Regions from separate parts of the Homo sapiens genome. Here all the other regions are linked to region 2. The links are chromatin contacts, found by Hi-C or POLR2A ChIA-PET in ENCODE. All regions are on one chromosome and are shown on one strand. The core of a region is the stretch at or near the end of the contact, and the rest is flanking DNA. Distances in the headings are between cores, read along the strand shown. Region 1 holds the start of ZNF766 (zinc finger protein 766). Region 2 holds the start of ZNF765-ZNF761 (ZNF765-ZNF761 readthrough). Region 3 holds the start of ZNF616 (zinc finger protein 616). Region 4 holds the start of ZNF836 (zinc finger protein 836).

The links. A loop is a pair of places that touch in the nucleus more often than their neighbours do. ChIA-PET counts read pairs that join two places held with the same protein, here RNA polymerase II (POLR2A). Pooled maps may share reads with other maps.
Region 1: a loop to region 2 is called in a map of PC-9, with 20 times the contacts of the local background. The contact joins the promoter of ZNF766 here to the promoter of ZNF765-ZNF761 in region 2. A Hi-C loop is called at or near these places in 1 of 168 maps with a recorded cell type or tissue (PC-9) and 8 of 50 pooled maps. POLR2A ChIA-PET finds 5 or more read pairs at or near these places in 1 of 52 experiments (A549).
Region 3: a loop to region 2 is called in a map of naive thymus-derived CD4-positive, alpha-beta T cell, with 12 times the contacts of the local background. The contact joins the promoter of ZNF616 here to the promoter of ZNF765-ZNF761 in region 2. A Hi-C loop is called at or near these places in 1 of 168 maps with a recorded cell type or tissue (naive thymus-derived CD4-positive, alpha-beta T cell), 1 of 37 single-sample maps with no recorded cell type and 7 of 50 pooled maps.
Region 4: a map with no recorded cell type shows a loop between it and region 2 (10-fold over the local background). The contact joins the promoter of ZNF836 here to the promoter of ZNF765-ZNF761 in region 2. A Hi-C loop is called at or near these places in 1 of 37 single-sample maps with no recorded cell type and 8 of 50 pooled maps. POLR2A ChIA-PET finds 5 or more read pairs at or near these places in 1 of 52 experiments (A549).

The regions. Positions count from the first base shown.
Region 1 is chr19:52,267,255-52,272,302 of GRCh38, forward strand. ZNF766 (zinc finger protein 766) reads left to right here and starts at 2,333. Exons shown (of 4, transcript NM_001010851.3): 1 at 2,333-2,377. The coding sequence starts at 2,360. LOC124904763 (a long non-coding RNA gene) reads right to left here. Exons shown (of 4, transcript XR_007067331.1): 3 at 4,581-4,719; 4 at 1,990-2,987. RefSeq lists enhancers at 2,074-2,619, 2,542-2,836, 3,270-3,339 and a silencer at 2,130-2,359.
Region 2 is chr19:53,392,467-53,397,375 of GRCh38, forward strand. It overlaps ZNF765-ZNF761 (ZNF765-ZNF761 readthrough), which reads left to right and starts at 2,683. Exons shown (of 13, transcript NM_001350496.2): 1 at 2,683-2,727. ZNF765 (zinc finger protein 765) reads left to right here and starts at 2,683. Exons shown (of 4, transcript NM_001040185.3): 1 at 2,683-2,727. RefSeq lists a silencer at 2,553-2,752.
Region 3 is chr19:52,137,587-52,142,356 of GRCh38, forward strand. It overlaps ZNF616 (zinc finger protein 616), which reads right to left and starts at 2,352. Exons shown (of 4, transcript NM_178523.5): 1 at 2,146-2,352. RefSeq lists an enhancer at 1,948-2,187 and silencers at 2,308-2,587, 2,598-2,647.
Region 4 is chr19:52,168,273-52,173,340 of GRCh38, forward strand. ZNF836 (zinc finger protein 836) reads right to left here and starts at 3,349. Exons shown (of 5, transcript NM_001102657.3): 1 at 3,064-3,349; 2 at 1,376-1,509. RefSeq lists an enhancer at 2,748-2,887 and a silencer at 3,468-3,517.

The sequences.
Region 1 (5,048 bases), core at 1,083-3,582, 1.1 Mb before region 2:
CTGGGTGACAGAGCGAGATCCTGTCAAAAAAAAACAAAAACCAAAAATGTCCATGCTGATCCCTTGAAAATTTTAGAAGCAACAAACTCCCCATATACATAATGGGTTTATAACTTTAAGCTATAATCAGCTTATCCTCTACTTTTTAGTTTCATGAAAAGCTCTGCAATCAACTCATTTCTTTGCTTCAGATCATAAAAGTCAATGCTAAAAGTTGTTTCGTGGCAACATAGCTATTTAGCAATATTGTGTAATATAGACATCTATCTTGTACAGATCCCAAAATCTATCCCAGATACTGCATCTTCAAAAAATAATGCTGACCTAGGCCACCATGGAGTGTGCCTGGAGTCCTAGCTACTTAAGTGGCTGAGGCAAGAGGATGTCTTGAGCCCAGGAGTACATATGCAGCCTGGAAAACACAGTTAGACCCTGTCTCTAAAAAATAATAATAATAATCGAAGTAAAATATGCTGATATGGGCCGGGTGCGGTGGCTCGCGCCTGTAATCCCAGTGCTTTGGGAGGCCAAGGTGGGCGGATCACGAAGTCGGGAGTTCGAGACCAGCCTGGCCAACATGGTGAAACCCCGTCTCTACTAAAAATACAAAAAATTAGCTGGGCATGGTGGCAGGCGCCTGTAATCTCAGCTACTCGGGAGGCTGAGGCAGGAGAATTGCTTGAACCCGGGAGGCAGAGGTTGCAGTGAGTGGAGGCCATGCCACAGCACACCAGCCTGGGCAACAGAGCGAGACTCCAACTGAAAAAAATAAAAATAAAAAATGCTGATATGTCATCTCGTATCCATCTTTGTGACATATCACTATATCCTCATTTTAACCTGCTAATATTTTAAATATGTTCATTTTCATATCTAAACATGATCATACTTCAAGATGGATGAAGGGATCCAAAAATAGGGATATAAGGCCGGGTGCGGTGGCTCACGCCTGTAATCCCAGCACTCTGCAGGCCAAGGTGGGCAGATGATCACCTGAGGTCAGGAGTTTGAGACCACCCTGGCCAACATGGCAAAACCCCATCTCTACTAAAAATCCAAAAATTAGCCAGGCGTGGTGGCACGCGCCTGTAATCCCAGCTACTCGAGAGCCTGAGGCAGGAGAATTGCTTGAACCCAGGAGGTGGAGGTTGCAGTGAGCTGAGATCGTGCCATTGCACTCCAGCTTGGATGACAGAGTTAGACTCTGTCTTAAGAAAAAAAAAGTTGGGGGGGTGAGATATCAGAGAAAAGCATACTTATTAGTACCTGTTAATTCAAAAATATTGCCATAAAATTATTGCCGGCAGACGTAAGGCTATTTAAAATTTGATAATCTAGTTTTACTTCTATCAGGGTTCTATAAAAGAATAATCGGCCTACCAAATACACTTAGAATTACTGCAGAGTTATTCTTTAGATCAATAAATACAATTGTCTTCTGAAGACTATTTTAAGGGCTTTGTTATCTACAGGGGCCAGTACATTGAAGAAGAGAAAACAAACAAGATTTAAGAGATTATAATTTTTAAAATAAAAAGTATGTTTACTTATTACTTTCAGAATGCACCTAAAGTGAATCTGAAATTACAGTATTTTTAGAAAATATTGACCTAAGCCTCAGCCTCCCAAGTAGCTGGGATTATAGGCGTGTGCCATCACGCCCGGCTAATTTTTGTATTTTTAGTAGAGACGGGGTTTCTCCATTTTGGTCAGGCTGGTGTCGAACTCCTGACCTCCAGTGATACGACCGCCTCGGCCTCCCAAAGTGCTGGGATTACAGGCGTGAGCAACCGTGCCCGGCCTCTATTGCTTTTTTAAAAGCAATAGCTGGTGACCTGACTTCTCACCGGCCTTAGCACTCCACGCCCCAGATGTGGCCCAGGAAACTCTTTGGAACTCTCTACTCCAGAGTGAATGGGGAATAGAAATGGAGAGGATTTCTATGCTATTCTGTGGGGCGTCAGCGTGAAATTACACATTCTGCACAGGTTGAGTTTGCATATTGTATTTTAGTTTGCATTCCTTTCACAGACAATTTAAGGGATTTTCAATTAAATTTCTAAATTTTAATTGAATTCCTTAATTTTAATTGTGGGAACTTTCCTGGATCCAAACAACAGACGTTGACCCTCCTAGTGAGATCCCAGGTCACAAACCGTGGAGCGGCTCCAGCCTGACTGGCAAGTGTGGCTTGCAAAACGCGGAAAACCGAGACACGCCCAGAGATAGGAGGAGGGAAGTGCAGGCCCCGTCCAATAAGTATTCAGGCCCCGCCCGCCACGTCGCTGGCCACGCCCCGGCCCGGCCTCTCCGTTCGCGCGCAGCCGCCTGCAGACCCGGAAGTGGATGGCGTGGAGATATGGCGCAACTGCGGCGCGTGAGTTTTCCTTTGTTTAGATTAAGTGTTCGCTTAGCGGTGCCCTCACGCTTCTGTACCCGGGATGTGGGGGGCGGTACAGACCTTGAAATCCCCGCACCGCTCTCTCCACCCCGAGTAAATTCATGCGTCCCGTCAGAGTGTTAAAATCGCCCTAGGGCTGGTTCTGTCTCCGGTCGTTCTGCCGTAGGGCTGCGTAGGCAGCTGCTTTCGCGCCGTTTTCCTGCTTAAAACCCTTCAGTGACCCCTCCGCCAGCCCCGCGCCACGTAAAGTCCCCGCCTGCGAGGCGGATCCACGCCCTCCGGGTCCCAAGCCTCGTCCTTGTCGGCCCCTGGGGCGCAGCGCCGCAGCCGCCATTCGGGAGGGGCCGCGTCCTCTGCCTGGTCTGGGGATTCTGCAGACCCCACCCCTGATCTGCCTGCCGCCGTAGTCCTCCTTGGGCCGTTCCCTTCTGTCCCCAGGCCTTTTCGCAGTCACGGCTTCTCCGGATCCTGTGTTGGGGGAGGTGGCCGGGACCTATCTCAGGGCACCCAGTGTTCTTCCGTCCCAAATTCCTCCCATTGGAAACTGTGCTCTTGAGGAGGTGGGTATTTTATTCCAGTCCCCTCCCTGTGAATGTGAAGTGAAAGAGAGATGGAGAGCGAGGTAGAGGAAACAGAAAAATTTAGAGAGAAAATAATGAGGAAGATCCATAACAAGACGGCAACGCAGAGGGAGGGTGAGAGATTTGCAAAGTGAAAGAAGCACCCCAGGAAGTAGCAGGGAGAGAAAAGCAACTCGAGAAATGTAGAGAAAAGTTCTATTTCTAGACAGATGAAGGACAGCAAGGTAGGGAGAGGGGCAGCAAAGCGGGAGGCTCCTCAGACAAAGTTGGGGAGAGGAGGAGGGATTTGGAGCCAGGGCAGACCGAGCAGCGTGGTGCTGGCACAGCAAGAGGGGGCAGCCGGTGACAAGGAGGGCAAAGGGAGAACCACCCCAGAGATCTGGGGTTGCCAGACAGTAGGGACAAGGGGGCGTGACAGAGAAGAGGGAATTTAACAGGAGGAGCACAGATGGGAGAAGAAAGAGGCAGAAATATATGGAGATTGGAGACAATCAAAAGATTGGAGAGAAAGAGCAACAAGAGGAAAAAAATTGCAAGATGGAGCAGATGAAGTGGAAAAGAAGGAATAGAGGGAAGAAGGGGAGAAACTGCGGGAGAGGAGAGGGGCTCAAAATCTCGGCTCACTGCAACCTTAGCCTCCTGAGTTCAAGCGATTCTCCTGCCTCAGCCACCCGAGTAGCTGGGACTACAGGCGCCCGCCAGCTCGCCTGGCCAATTTTGTATTTTTAGTAGAGACAGGGTTTCACCGTGTTGGCCTGACGGGTCGTGAACTCCTGAGACCTCAGGTGATCTGCCCACCTCGGCCTCCCATAGTGCTGGGATAACAGGCTTGAGCCACCTTGCCCGGCCTCCTCACATTTTATTAATTTGCTGGAATGGTTCCCAGAACTCAGAGAAAATTTTACTTAGGTTTACTATCAGTTATAAAGGTTATTACAAAGGATACAGGTGGAAGAGCCATCCTAGCAAATCAAAATAGAGGAGTGTGTTTTGGAAACCGTTAATTTTATCCATATCTGAGGTGAGGGGCAGTCTTGTGGGACTGAGTCCTTAACTGGGATCTGATTCTATCTCCAGGTAGATACTATCAAAATTGAGTTAAATTGTGGGTCATCCAGCTGGGAGTGTGCCAGAGAACTGGTCAGTATGCGGAAAAACACGTGCACATTTCCATCTCAACCAGTAAAGGGAAGAGATCTCCAACCGGCCCACCCACCTGTCTCAGGGCCTGTGATCTCTACTCAGTAGTAACTGGGAATGGTCTGTCCCTCCCCCTGGCTGTTGCTGACCCTGCGATTGTGCACCAGGTGCCAGCCCTACTCACAGTCTCAGGACAGTGTGACATCCTTCCTCTGGCATCACCAATATTTACTTCAAGGGATTACTTTGGTTAGTGCACCCACATGGAGGTATTGTCCATGAAAACACACACAGACACACTGGCTGGGTGCGATGGCTCACGCCTGTAATCCCAGCACTTTGGGAGGCCAAGGCGGGTGGATCACTTATGGCCAGGAGTTCCAGACCAGCCTGGCCAGCACGGTGAAACCCCATGTCTACTAAAAATACAAAAATTAGCTGGGTGTGGTGACACGTACCTGTATTCCCAGTTACTCCGGAGGCTGAGGCAGGAGAGTCACTTGAACCCAGGAGGTGGAGGTTGCAGTGAGCCGAGATGGAGGTTGTAGTGAGCTGAGATCATGCCACCGCACTCCAGCCTGGGTGACAAGAGTGAGACTGTCTCAAAAAAAAAAAAAAAAAAAAAGCACAGATGAAGCCTTCATTTTCTTGCCACTCCTCCATGATTAAAATAAAAAATATTCTATTAATTACATCTCTCCCTGTAGTGAGTACCCCTCTTCAACGCTCCATTTGAGAACACAGTACACTAAAATCTTGTTTATATTTCTGTCTTCAGTCTTGCCTCCAGTTCTTGATTTACCCCCTTCCAATTAAGCTTTCACCTCCACCATTCCTTTGATCCTTTTTTCCCAGAGGTACCAGTGATCTCTGTGTTTCGAAGTCCAATTTTGAATTTCCTATCCTCATCTTTTCGTCTTAGCAAC
Region 2 (4,909 bases), core at 1,433-3,932:
ACTCTTTCTTCGGGGGGTTCAATTCTTGAGAGGCAGGTCTGCCGACACTCCCGGCCAAACAAAGTCTTCAAAGAGCTCGGTTCTTGAGACGTGAGTTGGCCGATGCTCCCGGCTGAATAAAGCCACTTCTTTCTTTAACCGGGTGTCTGAGGGCTTTTATCCGCGGCTGCTCCTGCTACACCTTGAGAGGAATGTGCTCATGCAACCTGAGTCCAGCGGAACGCAGGCGTAACTTCTACGAGTTTTCCTGGCTGGCTGCGGTGGCTTATGCCTGTAATCCCAGCACATTGGGAGGTCAAGGCGGGCAGATCACTTGAGGTCAGAAGTTCGGAACCAGCCTGGCCAACATGGTAAAACCCACTCTCTACTAAAAATGCAAAACAAAAGGCGAGGCGCGGTGGCTCACGCCTGTAATCCCAGCATTTTGGAAGGCTGAGGCGGGCGGATCACAAGGTCAGGAGTTTGAGACCAGCCTGCCCAACATGGCGAAACCCTGTCACTACTAAAAATACAAAATTTAGCGGCTGGGCCAGGAGAATCGCTTGAACCCGGGAGGTGGAGGTTGCAGTGAGCAGGTGAGATCGTGTCACTGCACTCCAGCCTAGGCAACAGAGCGAGACTCTGTCTCAAACAAACAAACAAAAAATTAGACAGGCATGGTGGCGTGTGCCTGTAATCCCAGCTACTTGGGAGGCTGAGGCAGGAGAACTGCTTGAATCCAAGAGGTGGAGGTTGCAGTGAGCCGAGATCGCCCCACTGCACTCCAGCCTGGGCGAGTCTTGCCCTTATTTACAGGAAAAGAGTTCTCCTGTAAATAACTAGGAAGACTAAGCAGCCCCAGAGATAAGGCCTCCTGGGATCATTGTCCCTTTTTATGGAGTGATAACATAACCTTCCTTGAAGTGTATGACTCCGTCACCAATCAACTTGCTGCAACCTATGCACTGGTCTTGAATGGAAAATGTGTTGATTCTCCTAAAACTTCTCTGTCTTTCCCTGTGTGTGAAACCTTAACGTCTCTACTTGGGAACGTTGATCCCATTCATTAGGAGTTGATGTTTGCCGGTGGCTATCCTCATGCTTTGTGTTCAGATAAACTCTATACTTAATCATAAATTCTAAATGTTATTATTTACTGCTGACATCAGTTTCTGTCACATTGTAGGAGCCTCACCAGAGAGGGCACCTGTAGCCATGTTGTAAAACTCACACTTGTCAAAAAGACATGGGTTAGTGTTTCTCCCCCTCCCTCTGCATGAAGCTAATTAGCTGACACAGATGGTCACCTCCATTACCAACTAGAGCCAGGATGAACTATGTGTGACCAAGGGTGTTGTCAAGTCCTTTTCCCTGAGGACTGATTAGTGTTTATCTTGAAAACATGTACTTAATGGGTTGTATAGAACTGTGAAGTGTCTTTCTCTTTTTTCAACCTCTTAGCTCTTTGCCTCTATTTCCCATCACATTCTGGTCTAAGGCTTACTTATTAATAAAATGGTGTTTATTTCTTTCTCTATTATCGTCATGGAGATGTTTTGTCATTTGGGGGAAGATTTTTTTGTTTCGTTTTCAATTGTATTTTCTTAACAATTAGAAAGTGAAGTAAAAAGTATTTGGCCAGGCGCGGTGGCTCCCGCCTGTGATCCCAGCACTTTGAGGAGGCCCAGGCAGGTGGATCCCTTAAAGTCAAGAGTTTGAGACCACACTGGCCAACATGGTGAAACTCGTCTACAAAAATACAAAAATTAGCCGGGCATGGTGGCACGCGCCTGTAATTGCAGATACTCTGGAGGCTGAGGCAGGGGAATCGCTGAAACCCAGGAGGCAGAGGCTGCAGTGAGCCGAGATCCCATCACGGCACTCTAGCCTGGGCGACAGAGAAATACTCTGTCTCAAAACAAAAGAAATAAGTAAATAAATAAAGGAATAAATCTCTTCCAAAAATGTGCTGAGGCAACTAACTGGATATCCACATGGAAAAGAATACTGTTAGATCCCTATCTCACACAATCAAACTCTTATTTTAAAACGTTTAAAAAAAAAGGAAAAAAAAGAGAGAGTGACGAGGAAGGGAGCCCTGCGGGAGGGGGTGTTACATTGTCGCCCAGGCTGGCCTGGACCCCCAGGCTCAGCAATCCTCCCGCCGCTGCTTCCTGAGTAGCTGGGACCTCAGTCTCCCGCGCCCGCGCCCACATCCCTGCTGTGTTTATCCAGAAGGTGGTGACCTCACTCCTCGCTGGCCTGAGCATTCCGTCCCACATCCCAGGCGGTGGCCCTAGGGAAGTCTCTGCAGCTGAGCACAGGGTGGACTCTCCCTCCCAAGTGAATGGAGACTGGAAAGGGAGAGGATTTCTATTCTGTTTTGTGGGCTGTCAGCATGAAATCGTACGTTCCATCCAGGCAGGGCTTTGCATTTTACATTCCAGTTTGCATCCCCGTTCCAGACAATTCCAGGGCTTTTGAATCATGCCTCAGCCTTCCTGGCCGGTCTCGCCTCCAAAACCCGAAAACTGAGGCCCTGGGAGCCAGGCTGAGAGACTCACAGGTCCCGCCACAGCCCCGCCCTCTGTCGGTTCTAAAGGGTAAAGTCTCTCTGCCCCGCCCCTACCTCGCCCAAGCCCGCCCACCTCCTCGCGGGTCCCGCCCAGGCCTGGCTTCTTTCCTGCGCGCGCAGCTTCGCGCAGACCCGGAAGCGGACGGCGTGGAGTGACTATCCCACCGCCGCGGGTGAGTTTCGCTCTGTTTTGTATTAAGTCTGTGCTTCCCAGGTCCCTGGCGCTTCTGTACCTGGGGCGTGGGGTCTCCACTAACCTGGAAATTCTCAGCCGTCTTCCTTCACCCAGAGCAAGTTGAGACGACCCCGTGAGAGTCCGGGGGTCGCTTCCTTTTGGGTTTAAGGTCCCCCTGAGGCTGGTCCCGTCCCGGGTGTTTCTGCTATAGGGCAATGTATACACTTTCTATCACGTAGTTTTCCTGCTCTGAAACTTTTTCTGACTCCTCCCGTCCCGCGCTTTTTAAAGTCCTCACCCGAGAGGTGAATTCCCTCCCTGAGCGCCTCCCAGTCTCGCCCTCGTTGGCAGCTGGACGCAGCGCGGCGGCCCCAGCCCCAAGGAGGCCGCGTCCTCTGTCTGGTCCTGGGATCCTGCAGACCCCACCCTTGTCTTAAGGCGCCGTGGCGCCGCCGCCTCCCTCCTTTTGCGGGCCCTACTGCTCCCCAGGTTCGCCTCCACAGTCACTGCTTTCCCTGAGCCCGAGTTAGGGAGGTGCCCGGGGCCTGTCCTGTGACACGGGGTGTTCTTGCCTGCCCAGCTCCAGCCCCTGGAAAATGCGCTCCCCCGGGATGCAGGCGTTTTGCTCCAAACCCTCCTGTGTCTTATCCAAAGCCTCCGGTGCTTGTGTAGGCTAAAGGGATCAGGAGACAGACGTAGAGCAGTAGAAAACCTGAGACAGAAAAGAAGAATAAAAAAGACTCATAACAGATGGCAAAGTAGAGGATGGGTGAGGGATTTGCCAGACACAGCAAATGTGGGGGAAAAAAAAAAAAAGGAGGAGAAAAGCAACTGGAGAAATGTAGAGAAAAGGTAGATGTACAGAGAGATGAAGGACAGAGAGCAAGGTAGGGAGAGGGACAGCAAAGAGGGAGGCTCATCAGAGTGAGGGAGAGGAGGAGGGATTTGGAGCCAGGGCAGACAGAGCAGAGTGGTGCTGGTGGCAAGGAGAACAGAGGGAGAAGCACAGCAGGGAGGACACCTGGGGATCTGGGGTGCTAGAGAGTGGGGATGAGGGTATAACAGGGAAGAGAGAATGTAACAGGGAGAGCAGAGGAGGCGCAGAGATGGTGTTGCGGGAAACTAAGTACTAGAGAGACCGGTATGCGGGAGACAGAACGATGTTTATTTAAGGTACGCACCGGCTCAGTGGATTTACATCTAAAAAGCTGAGCATTTCAACAAAGACAGAGTGGGGTTTTTATAAGCAGGCTTACAGAAGCAAAATAAAAGCAGTTAATCATGTAATGATTGGTCACATAATCTATAGCATAGCATAACTTGTGGCCTTGCATAGCTGGTGGTCTTGTAGCTGCATTGAAAGAAAAACAAGAACAGCTAAATACAGACTTTTTTTTTCTTCACTCTTGTTCTAAAGTGGGGTTTTCTGGAGCTCATTCCTTTGGCTTCAGCTGCACAAAAAGCGTTATCTTATAACTGTCCTTGAAGTGAGCTTGCTAGGCAGAGGAAAACTTGTTCTTCTTTTCTTTTTAACCCTTGCCTTGCCTGTTAGTTTTTTGGAGTGAATGAATGCATATTGATTTTTTAAATTTCTGCCTCAGTTTTCTCCCTTTGCTGCTTTTTATAAATAAGGTTTTAATAGAAAGCACCACTATTACTGGATTCTTCATGAAAGAGCAGGTTTTCTTCTTTAGGCACAGGCTGATATTTATATGGAGCTATTAGCTGAGTGGTAGTCTGCCTAGTCACAATTGCTTCTATAGTTGATTGAACGTTCTTAACAAGGAGAGGTGAGGTAAGGGAGTATTAAACCAATTCTTAGTATTTCTAGAACCACTCCTGTTAAGGTTTTGAATCGACTGAAGGAGGAAAACCAGCCTCTAAAGAGGGACTCGGGAGTCTACTTTGTCTAAGTCTGGACTGGAACATGGGATAATTTTTTTATTCTTGCAGTTACTTCTATAACAGCCTTCCTATTGTCATTGATTTCTAGGCAGCAATTAGTTAGATTAAACTTTCTACATACTCCTCCTTCCTAGGCTAGGAGGTAGTCGAAAGCTAATCTATTTTGGTAGATGGCATTTCTCATTTTTGTGGCTTGCTGGGCCAGTAAGTCTAATGCATTTGCTGTTTCATTAGTGATGATTCCAAGTACTGCTTGCAACTTTATGATGCGGTTA
Region 3 (4,770 bases), core at 1,102-3,601, 1.3 Mb before region 2:
AAGGCGGAACAGTTGTTACCACAGGATGCTGGGTGGGGAAAGTGGAGAAATGTTGGTCAAAGGGTACAAATTCTCAGTTATAAAATGAAGAAGTTCTGAGGAATCTAATGTACTTCGTGGTGAGTTTACCGCACTGGACGCTTTAACAGTTTGGAAAGTTTTTGAAAAATCTAATAAATTATGGGGTAAAAGTTAAAAAAAGGCAATATTGAGAAATTAATGACATCAGCTGATTACAGGATGACATCAAATCTTATTTCAGAAGTTAGTAATTATAGAAGAAACTGAATAAACTAAAATTTAAATCAAGCTTCCAAAATAACAATGAATTAACTGTAAAGCAACTACAAGGAAAAAAGTAAATCCATTAACAAAACAAAAAACCAACACTCTCAACTCTCCTTCAAAGACATACATTGTAGGCCTGTAGAGGTGGTTCACACATGTAATCCCAGCACCTTCAGGGGCTGAGGAGGATGGAGTGCAGCTGAGAGGCTGCAGTGAGCCGATATAATTTTACCGCACTCCAGCCTGGGCGACAGAGACCCTGTCTCAAAAAGAGAAAAAACAAACAAAAAACCAAAGATACATCTTGTAGTGACAGTCAGTCATTTCTTGCCTATTTCTCTCCTCCTCCATCCTCTACTCCCTCCCTGGAAAGAAGAGTTACAAAATGACTGAATCAAGTCACTGCCCTGTGGCTAAATAGGGATTCCAAATATCTTTTGATATAAACAAATACAAAATGCACAAGCCTTGTAGAAAAGAGTGGTAATTTTCATCCTCATGAGTACAATTTAAAGAAACAAATTTTAAATTAGAGTATAAAGTCACAAATCAATACATTAAAACCACCATCCATATCCAATCAACTCACAGCTCATCTGGGTGGGGTCCTCGCCCACTCTCTTCACTACTATGTGTTTCCCGCTCTCATTCTGCACGTCTTTTTTCCCTTTGCTGTTTTTCTCCCCTTTCTTTATTCCCTCTTTTATGTCTATTCTGCCCAATGCTTCGAAATTTATTTCACCTCTTGTTGCTCTTTCTCCCCAAACTTTCCCATTGTCCCCAGCCGCCACGTATTCCTGCCTCTTTTCCCCCATCTGAGCTCCCTGTCTGCTCTCCCTGTTAAAATCCCTCTTCCCTGTTAAATTCCCTTTTCCCTGTTACATCTCCTTTGTTCCCACTCTCTAGCACCCCCAACTTCCTAGGCTTCCTCCTTGCTGTGGTTCTCCCTCTACTCTCCTTTGTTACCCACTCCCCTCTCCTTCAGTCCCAGCACCACGTGGCTCTGTCAGCCGCGGCTCCGACTCTTACCTTTTCCGCCCCCCGCGTCTGACTGCAGTGCCTCCTCCTTTGCCGCCCCTCTCTATTTTGCTGCCCTTCAGCTCCCTGAAGCTCTCCCTTTTCCCTAATTTCTTTATGTGCTTTTCTCCCCGTGCTACTTTCTCCATGCGTCCTCTTGCACTCTTGCTCTCTTTGCCAGTACCTAAATTATCATCCATTTTGCCGTGTACTCATTCTTTTCTCCCCAGTTTTTCTTTCTGTCCCGTCGCTCCCCCTCTTTTCCTCTCCTGATCCCTCTCACCCACACATTCAGGAGGAAAGGGGAGGAATACGATGCCCACCTCCCGGAAGAGCACATTTTCCAGTGGAGTAAAAATTTGGGAAGGAACGACAGTGGGTGTCACAAGACAGACTCGGGTGACCTCCTGCAACGCGGAGTCAGGAAAAGCAGTGGCTGTGAAGGGGCAGCCTGGGGAGGGGAAGGACCCGGCGTGAGGAGGACACTAGGTGGCGCGCGGAGGACACTAGGTGGCGCGGGGGACGGTGTCTCAGGACAGGGAGGGTCTGCAGAATCCCAGGACCTGGGAGAAGAAGCGGCTCCTTCAGGAGCTGGGCAGCGGGCGCTCCCCTCCAGGCGTCGACAAGGGCGAAGCTCGGGGGTCTCGACTGGTGGGAATCCACCTCGCGAGGGAGGACTTGACTTCGCCCGGGGCCGAAGCAGGGGTCAATGAGAGTTTTAAGCAGGAACACGACCTGAATGGGGTTATCGACATGGTTATCTACATGGCAGAAAGGCAGGGGGCAAGGAACAGCCTGAGAGAGATTTTAAACCGACAGGGAAGCAATTCTCGGACTTACGTGGGGAGAAGTGCCTGTTGCAGGGGCGAAGGGGCTATGGGTATTTTAAGGTCCGTAGCGATCCCCAGATCACTGGTACGGAGAAGTGAGGACTGCAAAGTGCACGTTTAATCCAGGCAGACGGAGCGAAGTAATGTTTAATCCACGTAGACTGAAACACACACACAGCGATAAGGCCTTTCCCTGGCGCAATCTGCTTCCGGGAGTGACGGAAACTGCTAGCGGAGAGAAAAAACTGGGAGGCCAGGGGGCGGGGCCTGGGCGAGCCGCGACCAGCAAGGGGCGGGTCGGAAAGAGGGGCCTGACTCGGGGAGGGACCCTGAGAGGGTGGAGCCGGGCCGGAGCGGCAGTGGGCGTGGCTAGGTGGGGCGGGACGGAGCCGCGGCGGAGGATGGGGCGGGGTTTCATGGGGTAAGCGGGGCCGAAATAGAGCCTGTTATTTACTCTGGTTCACAGGCAGCATGTCTTTGGTTTTCTGACTACTTCTTGTCCTGTGAAGCAGCGTTGCTGCCTGCCTATTTTAAGTTAATGTTTCAAAATTTAAGGTTAAAGCTTAAAGTTGTGGTCCACTTATATTAGAAACTAAGATGATTTCTTAACAAGTTGAACTAAGTCAAAACCGATTTTTACAAGCTTGGTGGACTCCATCCACTCTTGCCGATGATGCTGAAGCTACTCAATAGTCAGGGAACTAGGATCTCGCTGGGGATTTGATGTGGAGCCGTGGCTGGATCCAGGAACCCGGAAGACATTATGCCAAGCGAAATATGCTAGACACAGAAAGACAAATACTGCCTGTGCTTTTACACGTGCAAAGTACAAACGTCAAATTTACAGTAACAGATTAGAAGGGTGGTTACCAGGGCTGGGGGATGTATCCTATGCCTTTATCACCATTATATTTTGGAAGCAGATAACTTCTCTGGCCTCACAGATTCACAGCTGGGCAGAAATTTTGCCTCAGGATGAATCACACCTTGATTCTCACCCATGTGTGGTTCAGATAATATTTAGGGGGTATTCTGCCCTAAGAGCTGATACAGGAATGGATTAAGACTTTTGAGAGTTGATACTGAAATGGATTAAGTCTTTTGAGATGGGCCAGCAGTTTTGGAGGCCCAGGTGGGCAGGTCACTTGAGCTCAAGAGTTCAAAACCAGCCTGGACAGCATCGTGAGACCCCCATCTCTACAAGAAATACAAAAAGTAGCCAGGCTTGGTAATGCACTCTTGTAGTCCCAGCTACTTGGGAAGCTGAGGTGTCAGAATTGCTTGAGGCCAGGGATTTGAGATCATCCTGGGCAACATAGCCAGACCTCTCTACAAAAAATTAAATTATCTGGACATGGTGGCCTGCACGTGTGGGCCCAGCAACTCGGAAGGGTAAGGAAGGAGGATCATTTGAGCCCAGGAGGTGAAGGCTGCAGTGAGCCATGAGAAGAGGAGATTTGGTTGGGTGCAGTGGCTAACGCCTATAATCCCCACACTTTGGGAGGCCAAGGTAGCAGGGAGCTAACTTGCATTCTTCTGTTAGCTGAGGCGTTTGATGATAAATGAAAGCAGAAAGTTTGTGACTTATTTACGTTCTTTCCACAGAAAGGCCATATGTCCTTGGCCATAAAGAAAAAGAGACCTACAGCTTATCTGCTTCCTCTATTTTTTTTTATATGTTCTGGACCATGAAGAAAGATTTATAGCTTATTTGCTTTATCTCTTTGCTTTCTCCTGGTCCTTTCAGGCTGACTCCTTTTCCCCAATTAGGGCTCCACAGACTCTACCCTCAAAGGGCATTTTTTTCTCACCCTCCTATAAAATCCCTCCCACAAATAAACCAGGATCCTATTTCCCAGCATGAAAAGTTTGTTGGAAAAAAAACTGAGGCTGCATGGGACCTTCTTTCTCTTCTTCAAAACTACTTCACCTCTTCTCTCTTTTGTCTCTCTCTTCCTAACTGCCCTGCACAATTCTAGGTCCCCAGTGAATCCTTGGGTTGACATGCAAGGGAAGAACCCATAGGGAAAGGAAATCTCTGGCTTTCAGAGATAACTTTTTGGATATCTGGATGCATTCATAACCATCCTTGTGTTACCAGAAAGGGGTCCTGATCCAGAACCTGAAACTTCCATTGCACAATTATAACTGAGAAAATTATTACAGTGAAAGAGATCTGACCTAATCAACTCCATCTTGCTTTTAACCTCCAAGCTGCTCTTGTTCATTCCTGGGCATAGGCTGAACTAACTTTGGAAGGAACTTAGTTTATAGTTTGAAACAAAGACATTAACAGCCCTTTCCCAAAACAAACCCCCTTCCTGCTTGGGGACTAGACTGCCTTTGTAAGACTAACAAATTAGGCACAAGGTGAGAGATGATGGTTTAGGAGTCATGTAGCTGGAGGCTACAAGATTCTCACCCTTCCCAGATTGTTCCTGGGGATAACATTACTATTATAAAACCTAAGATCAGTGCTTGAGATATTTTGCATTCCCTGCACTTGATGGATCACCTGACACCAACCCAGATCCATAAACTGGCTCATCTGGTCTTGTGACCCCACCCAGGAACTGACTCAGTGCAAAATGACAGCTTCAGATCTCTATGATTTCGTCTCCTACCCAACCAATCA
Region 4 (5,068 bases), core at 2,099-4,598, 1.2 Mb before region 2:
CAAGGATAATAAATTCCTAAACAAAGACCAAGTGTCCTGGCATGGTGGCTCACGCCTGTAATCCCAGCACCTTAGGAGGCAGAGGCGGGCAGATCAACTGAAGTCAGGAGTTTGAGAGCATCCTGGCCAACACAGTGAAACCCTGTCTCTACTAAAAATACAAAAATTAGCCGGGTGTGGTGGCATGCACCTGTAGTCCCAGCTACTCAGGAGGCTGAGGCAGGAGAATTGCTTGAACCTGGGAGGCAGAGGTTGCAGTGAGCCGAGATCATGCCACTGTGCTCCAGCCTGGGTGACACAGCAAGACTCCATCTCAAATAAATAAATCAATCAATAAAAATAAAAAAGAAAATGTATGATGTGTCTGTATACATATCTTTATGTGTACGTGTATTTATATAGATATATATAGTATGCGTACATATGTATAATGGACTTATTCAACCATCAAAAAGAAGAAAATCCTGCTATTTGCAACAACATGGATGAACCATGCAATCTCCGCCTCCCAGGTTCAAGCGATTCTCCTGCTATTTGCAACAACATGGATGAACCTGGAAGACATTACGCTAGGTGAAATAAGACAGACACTAAAAGACAATTACTGTATGACCTCACAAGCAGAATTTTAAAGTATCCAATTCATAGGAACAGGGTAGAACAGTTGTTGCCAGGGGCTGGTGGTGGGGAGAATGGAAAAATGTTGGCCAAAGCGTATAAACTTTCAGTTATAAAATGAAGAAGTTCAGGGGAATCTAACGTACACCGTGGTGTCTATACTGTATTGGACACTTTAACAGTTTGGAAAGTTTTTGAAAAATTTAATGAGTTATAGGGTGAAAGTTTAAAAAAATGACAATACTTAACATTTAGAAATGAATGACGTCAGCTGATTATAGGATGCCACCAAATCTTATTTCAGAAGTCAGTAATTATTTATAGAAAGGCAGATATTGAATAAACTAACACTTATCTCAAGCTTCCAAAATAACGATGAATTAAGTGGAACTACAAAGAAAAAAGTAGGCCAGGCGCAGTAGCTCACACCTGTAATCCCAGTACTTTAGGAGGCCGAGGCCGGCAGATCACCTGAGGTTGGGAGTTCAAGACCAGCCTGACCAACATGGAGAAACTCTGTCTCTACTAAAAATACAAAATCAGCCAGGCGTGGTGGCACATGCCTGTAATCCCAGGTACTCGTGAGGCTGAGGCAAGAGAATCACTTGAACCTGGGAGGCGGAGATTGCAGTGAGCCGAGATGGCACCATTGCACTCCAGCCTGGGCAACATGAGCGAAACTCCGTCCCAAAAAAAGAAAAAAGCAAATCCATTACCAAAAAAAAATAAGACTCTGAATACTCATACAAAGATATACCTCGTAGGCCTGGCGTGGTGGCTCCCGTCTGTAATCCCAGCACTCTGAGGCAGAAAGACTGCTTGAGCCCAGGAGGTTGAGGCTGCAGTGAGCGGAGATCATGGCACTGTACTCTAGTCTGACAGAGCAAGACCCTGTCTCAAAAAAGAAAAAAAAAAAAAAAAGACATACCTTGTAGTGACAGTGACAGTCATTTATCGCCCCATTTCTCAGTTACTCTATCCTCTACCCCATCCCAGGGAAGAAAAGAGTTACCACGAATGACTTAATTTAAATGCTCTCTGGCTAAACAGAAATTCCAAATATCTTTTGATACAAATAAATACAAAATGCACAAGCCTTACAGAAAAGAGTGGTAATTTTCATCCTCACGAGTACAATTTAAAGAAATGAATTTTAAATTAGAGTATAAAGTCACAAATTAGAATATTACAACCACCATCCATATCCAATCAACTCATCGCTCATCTGGATGGGGTCCTCTCCCACTTTCTTCACTATTGTGTGTGTCCCTCTCTCATTCTGCACCTTTCCTCCCCTTTTCTGTTTTTCTCCTCTTTATGTCTGTTCTGCCCGATGCTCTGCAACTTACTTCACCTCTCGTAGCTCTTTCTCCCCAATCTTTCTGATTGTCCCCAATCTCCACGTATTTCCGCCTCTTTTTCCCCATCTGAGCTCCCTCTCTGCTCTCCTTGTTAAAATTCCCTCTTACCTGTTACACCTCCTTTGTTCCCACTCTCTAGCACCCCCAACTCCCTAGGCTTCCTCCCTGCTGTGGTTCTCCCTCTACTCTGCTTGTCACCCACTGCCCTCTCTCCCTCTCTTTCAGTCCCAGCACCACGTAGCTCTGTCGGCTGCGGCTCCAACTCTTTCACCTTCTCCCCACTGTCTGTCTGCAGTGCCTCCTCCTTTGCCGCCCCACTCTATTTTGCTGCCTTTCATCTCTCTGAAGGTCCCCCTTTTTTTCTAAATTTCTCTGTGTGCTTTCCTCCCCCTGCTTCTTTCTCCATTCGTTCTCTTTCACTCTTGCTGTCTCTTTGCAAATCCCTAAATTATCATCCATTTTGCCGTGTATTTATGGGTCTCCCTCATTCTCTTCTATTCGGTCTTTCCTTTTGCTCCGTCGCTCCCCTTCTTTTCCTCTCCTGATCCCTCTCACCCACACATTCAGTAAGAAAGGGGAGGAATAGGATGCCCACCTCCCGGAAAAGCATATTTTCCAGTGGAGTAAAATTTGGGAAGGAAGAACACTGGGTGTCACAAGACTCAGGTGACCTCCCCCAAGGGGGGGATCGAGAAAAGCAGTGGCTGTGAAGGGGAAGCCTGGGGAGCGAAAGGACCCGGCGTGAGGAGGACACAAGGTGGCAGGGGGTACGGTGTCTCAGGACAGGGAGGGTCTGCAGAATCCCAGGACCTGGGAGGAGAAGCGACTCCTTCAGGAGCCGGACGGCGGGCGCTCCCCTCCAGGGGCTGACGACGGAGAAGCTCCGGGGTCGCAACGGGCGGGAATCCACCTCCCGAGTGAGGACTCGACTTGGCGCAGGGCCGAAGCAGAGGTCAGTAAGGGTTTTAAGCAGGAACACGACCTGAGTGGGGTTGTCTACATGGTCCTAAGGCAGAAAGGCAGGGAGCAAGGAACAGCCTCAGAGAGATTTTTAAACCGAAAGGGAAGCAATTATCAGACTTACTTGGGGCGAAGGGGCTGTTGCTGGTATTTTAAGGTCCGTAGCGATCCCCAGGAAACGGGTATGGACAAGGGAAGACTGCCAAGTGCACGTTCGATTCAGGCAGACGGGGCGAAGCAAATGTTTAGTCCAGGTAGACGGAAACTGACGCGCAGCGCTGTGATCTTTTCCCCGCGCGATCTGCTTCCGGGTGTGCAGGAAGCTACACGCCCTGAGAAAAAAGACTGAGAGACCTGGGGCGGGAGAGGGGCCTGGGCGGGGTGCGACCCGCAAGGGAAAGGGCAGAAAGACTGGCCAGATTTGGGAACCCTGAAAGGGTGGGGCAAGGCTGATGCGGTAGTGGGCGGGGCCAGGTGGGCTAAGCGGGACGGGCGGTGTGGGCGGGACCTGTTTGGTGGGCGGGGCCTGTTATTCGCTCTGCCTTCCACCCAGCAAGTCTTTGTTCTCCCGATTTAGGAGTATTTGTGACTATTTCTTGTCCTGTGAAGCAGCGTTGCTTCCTGCCTATTTTAAGTTAATGTTTTAGACTTTAAGGTCAAAGCTTAAAGTTGTGGTCCACTTCTGTTGGAAACTAAGATGTTTTCTTCTTGTCAAGTTGAACTGATTTAAGTCAAAATCGATTTTTGCGAGCCTGGTGGACTCCATCGGGTCTTGCCAGTGAGGCTGAAGCCAGTTAAGGCTGAAGTTACTCAGTAGTCAGGGAACTAGGATCTCCGTGAAGATCTGATGTGCAGCCGTGGCTGGATCCAGGAACCCTGAAGACATTATGCTAAGCGAAATGTGCTAGACACAGAAAGACAAATCCTGCATGTGCTTACTTACATGTGCAATCTACAAACATCAAAATTACAGTAACAGAGTAGAAGGGTGGTTTCCAGGGCTGACGGTCTATCCTGTGCCTGTCCCACCATTGTATTTTGGAAGCAAATAGCTTCTTTGGCTTCACAGTTTCACAGCTGGACAGAAATTTTGCCTCAGGATGAACCACACTTTGAGTCTCACCCATATGTGATTCAGATAATATTTGGGTAATATTTGGGCCTTAGAGTTTGATACTGAAATGGATTAAGACTTTTGAAATGGGCCAGGAGCAGTGGCTCTGGCCTGTAATCCCAGCTCTTTGGGAGGCCAAGGTGGAAGGATTGCTTGAGCTCAAGAATTCAAGACCAACCTGGGGCAACATAGTAAGACCCTTGTCTCTACAAAAAATACAAAAATTAGCCAGGCATGGTGGCTCACGCCTATAGTCACAGCTATTTGGGAGGCTGAGGTGGGAGGATCTCTTGAGCCCAGGGGATCAAGGCTGCAATGAGTTGTCTTTGCACCACTGAACTGCTGCCAGGGCAACAGAGTGAGACTCTGTCTCAAAAAATAATAATAATAAGACTTTTGAGATGTTAGGATGGGGGTGAAGGGATCTTGCATGTGAGAAGGACATGAATTTTGGGAGTCCAGAGTACAGAATGTTATGAGCTGAATCACGTCCCTAAAAAATCATTGTTGGCCAAGCGCGGTGGCTCATGCCTATAATCCCAGCACTTTGGGAGGCCGCGGCGGGCGGATCACAAGGTCATGAGATCGAGACCATCCTGGTTAACACGGTGAAACCCTGTCTCTACTAAAAATGCAAAAAATTAGCCGGGCGTGGTGGCGGGTGCGTGTGGTCCCAGCTGCTCCGGAGGCAGAGGCAGGAGAATGGCGTGAACCCAGGAGGCGGAGCTTGCAGTGAGCCGAGATCCAGCCACTGCACTCCAGCCTGGGCGGCAAAGCGAGACTCTGTCTCAAAAAATAAATAAATAAATAAAATAAAATAAATCATTGTCTTTAAGTTCTAACACCCAGTACCTCAGAATATGACTGTATTTTGAAATAGGGCATTTAGAGGCTATTAAGTTAAACTAAGCTTGTTAGAATGGGCTCTGATGCAATCTGACTGATGTTTTGATAAGAGGAAATTTGGCTGGAAGCAGTGCTTCATGCCTGTAATCCCAGCACTTTGGGAGGTCAA